Linked DNA regions of Homo sapiens: region 2 is linked to region 1. Evidence: read pairs that join two places in POLR2A ChIA-PET (ENCODE). Cell type or tissue: PC-9. All regions are shown on one strand.

What was found. Peaks named below come from ENCODE experiments on the same cell type or tissue, not always from the same donor. Only the 100,000 strongest peaks of a DNase experiment are listed, where the experiment ranks them.
Region 2: POLR2A ChIA-PET joins it to region 1 with 6 read pairs; 2 of 35 experiments call an interaction of 5 or more read pairs at or near these places.

Annotation. Positions count from the first base shown.
Region 1 is chr5:59,225,850-59,228,349 of GRCh38, forward strand. All of the region lies in intron 1 of PDE4D (phosphodiesterase 4D), which reads right to left. Among named protein-coding and RNA genes, the nearest start is that of PDE4D-AS1, 190 kb to the left of the region's middle. In PC-9, no CTCF peak of the experiment used is centred here; no DNase peak of the experiment used is centred here.
Region 2 is chr5:59,772,086-59,774,585 of GRCh38, forward strand. The region is part of intron 1 of PDE4D (phosphodiesterase 4D); the gene reads right to left. Among named protein-coding and RNA genes, the nearest start is that of MIR582, 70 kb to the left of the region's middle. In PC-9, no CTCF peak of the experiment used is centred here; a DNase peak (open chromatin) is centred at 1,396; H3K27ac peaks cover 1,214 bases.

The DNA.
Region 1 (2,500 bases):
AAGAAATGGACGTTTCTCCAAAGAAGACAAAAAATGGCAAACAGGGATATGAAAAGATGCTCAACCTCACTAATCATTAAGGAAATGCAAAGGAAAACCACAATGAGATATTGCTTCACTCCTGTTAGGATGGCCATTATTAAAAAAAAAAACCTGTTGGCAAGGACATACAGAAATTGGAATCCTTATGTACTGATGGTGGGACTGTAAAGTGATGCCACTACTATAAAAAACAGTATGGAAGTTCCTCAAAAAATTAAAAACAGAACTACCATATGATCTACCAATTCAACTTCTGGGTATTTATCCAAAAAATTGAGATCAGCATGTCAAAGAGATATTTATATTCCCATATTCATTTATGTATATTCACAATACCAAGATGTGGAAACAATCTAAATATCCATCAATGAACGAATGGATTAAAAAATGTGGTATATACATACAATGGAATATTATTTAGCCTTAAAAGAAGGATATCCTGTCATATGCTACAACATGGATGAATTTTGAGGACATTATGCCAAGTGAAATAAGTCAGTCACAGAAAGATAAATATTGCATGATCCCTCTTATATGAGGGATTTAAAGTAGTTGAACTCATAGAAGCAGGAAGTAGCATGGTGGTTGCTGGGCCTGGGTGGAGGGAGAAATGGAGAGTTGTTGTTCAATGTGTATCATTTAATCATGCAAGATGAATAAATTCTAGAGATATGCTGTACAACATTGTGCTAACAGCTAATAATAATGTACTATACACTTAAAATGTAAGAGGGTAGATCTCATATTATGTGTCTTTGTTTTTAGCACAATAAAGCAACTTTTTCAAAAAGGATCTCAAATGGCCCTAACATGAGGCCATGGTATTTGGACTCTTGAGGCAAAGCCTGCAGTAGCAGTATGAGGTCCATATTTGCAGTAATTACCTAGAAATCATGAGAACTTCAAGTAGTAAACATATACATTCAATCAGAATACGTGCTGACAATGGGAAGCGGAAAGTGTCTTTTTTTTTGGTAGTCATTGGGAGGCCTTAATTTCTCTGGCAATTTCATGCAGGTGTCACTGTGATTGAGAATAAAACAAGTAGAGATTTATTTCTTCCCTTACATCCTATTATCATGTGCTGACCACTAACTAAGAGTATGGAGGGAAGAGCAGAAAAGCACATGCTCTCCAGGCCAGGCTGGACCTGAGAGTCAGCTGTAGTCCCACAGGAATAACTCAGTTTTATTTTCCTTGTACTGCTCACAGCAGGTTACTACCAATCTTTCACTTTCTAAGATCACTTCTAAGATGCTATATTTCCAAAATGCACTCTTTCTCAAAATGTGGCTTCATCAAGCTAAAGTCCAAAGAGGAATAGCGTCTTGTTAACAAAGTGGGGCTCAAGATGGATTAAAGACCTAAATGTAAAAGCTAAAGGTATAAAAACCCTGGAAGATAACCAAATAAATACCACTTTGAACATAGGAACTGGCAAAGATTTCATGATAAAAATGCCAAAAGCAATTGCAACAAAAGCAAAAATTGACAAATGGAACTTAATTAAACTAAAGAGCTTCTGCACAGGAAAAAAAAACACAACTATTAACAGAGAGTAAACAGATAACCTACAGAATGGGAGAAAATGTTTGTAAATTGTATTACCTGACAAAAGTCTAATACCCAGAATCTACAACGAAATTAAACGAACATTCAAGCAAAAACCAAACCGCCCCATTAAAAAGTGGGCAAAGGACATGAACATTTTTCAAAAGAAGGCATACATATGGCCAATAAGTGTATGAAAAAATGCTCAATATCACTAATCATTAAAGAAATACAAATCAAAACCACAGTGAGATACCATTTCATACCAGTCAGAATGGCTATTACTAAAAAGTCAAAAAATAACAGATGCTGGCAAGGTTGCAGAGAAAAGGAAACGCTTATATACTACTGGTTAGAATGTAAATTATTAATAGTTCAACCATTGTGGAAAGCAGTGTGGTGATTCCTGAAAGAACTAAAAACAGAACTACCATTCAACTCAGCAATCAAACTACAGGGTATATACCAAAAGGAATATAAATCATTCTACCATAAAGATACGTGCATGCATGTGTTAATTACAGCCCTATTCACAATCACAAAGACATGGAATCAAACTAAATGTCCATGAATGATAGATTGGATAAAGAAAAATCTGGTACATATATACCATGGAAAACTATGCAGCCATAAAAAGGAATGAGATCATGTTCTTTGTAGGAACATGGATGGAGCTACAGGCTATTATTTTTAGCAAACTAATGCAGGAAAAGAAAACCAAATACTGCATGTTTTCACTTATAAGTGGTAACCAAATAATGAGAACACACAGACAGAAAGAGAGGAACAATAGACACTGGGGCCAACTTGAGGATGGAGGGTGGGAGGAGAGAAGAGGATCAGAAAAAAAATACTAACTGTCAGGTACTATGCTTAGCACCTGGGTGACAAAATAATATGTATACCA
Region 2 (2,500 bases), 550 kb after region 1:
TAACTTGAAAAAGCCTGCAGTGTTTCAAAGTCATGCTTGAAAATTGCTGCCTTAGGAAACACAAATTGTAAGATTCTGAAGATAACCAAAGGTGGGTGAGGTTTGGACAGACTGGCAATTTTTTCTTATGTTAAGGCAGAGGGTCAGAGGGTGCTCTTCCAACAGGAGCACTCCACAGCTTGTGTTTTTCACAAAATCTCTTTAAAATTAGCTGCCAGGAACTTGTCTGAAAAACACTGTACAGTAAGTGACAGCCAAATAAGGCCTCAGGTTTTAACAAGTGGAAATTTGAAAGTGGGCGAAATGTTTTGATAAAGTCACCCACGCCTAGAACAGCAGATAACATCTCTTAACTTCATGAAAGTTTTCCTAGATACCTCTTTGTGGATTTTCAAAATTTGTGGGATTTTTTAGATTATTTGGAATCCTTGAAAATGTTTTGTCTCATTAATCATTTATAGGTGGTAACAAGGAAGATGAGATTTTCACAGGTTCTGACACAAAAAGTGTGCTTTTGTCTAGGTACAAACAAGCAAGGCTAGATTTCCCACAATGGAAAGAGAGCAATGATGTGGCTAATTCAAAAGGATGGAAGAAATGATTTATACTCAGCTATGGAAAACATTGTATGTTTCTCCAAACTATGTTCTAATTAGATAAACAAGGGTTAAAAGGAAATCGCTTTCAAATTGTCCACAGGATATAGGCCATGGAAATGACCTGATAGTGGGAGAGGTTATGTTGTCTACTGGATAAGAAGGTATGGGTTAATTTTAGAAATGAAAAGTTTATTTTGAACCCCAGAAGTACTAGTTACTAGTTGTGTTACTTTACTTTTCAGTGGCTCAGTTCCAGATCTGTGAAATAGGACGATAATAATGAGGATGATGATGATAGTAGCTATTGCAAAAGAATGCTACAAGGATTAAATGTGTTAATCCCCATGATATAAGTGTTTAGGAGAGTGCCTGGTACAGAATAACCACCCAGTAAATAAAAATCTACCATTATGTGATATGAGGAACTTAGAGAAATTCACACTTAGTAGATATCAATTATGTACCAGGAACTTTGCATTTTATTTCCCTTAATCCTTGCAATCATACTTAGGGTGTTGCTTTCGTACTACAATTTTAGAGATGAGGGCATAAGGAGGTTAAATAACTTGCCAGAGGTCATATAGTTTACCAATGGCATAAATGGGATTTAAATCTGTGTCTATGAGGTGCCAGAGCCTCTATTTTGACTCTACATTATACAAACCCAAAAGGAAAGCAGATCTAGTATTTAAAATTGTTTATGGTTATTTCTATGGAAAACAGTAGACACCTGGGTCCCCTGAGTTCTTGATCTAGTTAACACTAAATTTTGCCCTTGGCTATTCTCAGCATATACACTGAGTCAACCTGTAAACCTGCCAAGTCATGAAGTTCTTTCTGAGGCATGGTATTGAAGTAAGGGCAGCTGAAGGTGGAATTCCTGAGATGTTTTTTGTTTTTATGTTTTTTTCTCCTCTATATACCTGTCTTCTTTCAATATGAAGAAATTTTAATTAAACTCCATGATAGTTTTCCACTTAGCCAAATAATATATTCTAAAATTATTTTATCTTAAATTTTCATCATGATTATTTTTCATTATAAAGTTTGATGATAAAGTTATATCATCCCCTTATCTAAAAGCACATCTGAACACTGTAGAACATGGTTTTTCAAATCATCATCATCATTGACCTTTTATTAGGTACTGGGCTAGTAGGCAGAGATTTCCAAAAAAGTAAAATATCTACTTTAGAAGGGAATATAAATAAAACTCCCAACAAAGAAAATAAATACTAAGAATCAAATTAATAATAGAAATGATTGGTGCCTTCTGGGTTAAAAGGAGTGACCAATAATTTATCTAGACAGAGAATAACTCAAAAACAAGGCAGGGCTTGAATTAAGTCTTGAAAGAAGGTACATATGGAGGAATAATGAGAGGTTTGGAGAGATAGGTAGTTTAGGGGAGGTAAGATGCATTGGATTTTTAGACTTTTTACTATGGAAAAATCAGTAACATTTACGTGGTAGGTGGGTAAACAATATATAAAGAGATTTAAATAAGTTTAACCTGGTTTTAATATGTTCTATAATTTGCAAGAGGAGGATTCTAAAGATCTTATTTCAATATTTCCTATTCAATATGAATTTGTGTAGAAATGGAAAGAGAGTACAAGACTTAGAAAAGTTTGTTCATTGGCTGTATATAAGCTTGGAAGTCAATAGAGAAGTCAAAAATTCATCAGATATTTCTTATACATTCCACCCAATTAAACATCAAAAGCCAGTAAACAGTTTTTTTAAGAGTTTCTAGATTTCATTGAACAAAACAAATATATGTCTTGATTTACATGACAGCTATATTTTGAGCATATGATGTGCTCTTCTAAGATCAATTCATTTTAATAAAAAGACCAAATCTAGTTATATGGGGTTTTTTTCCTAGATTAAAACTAAAT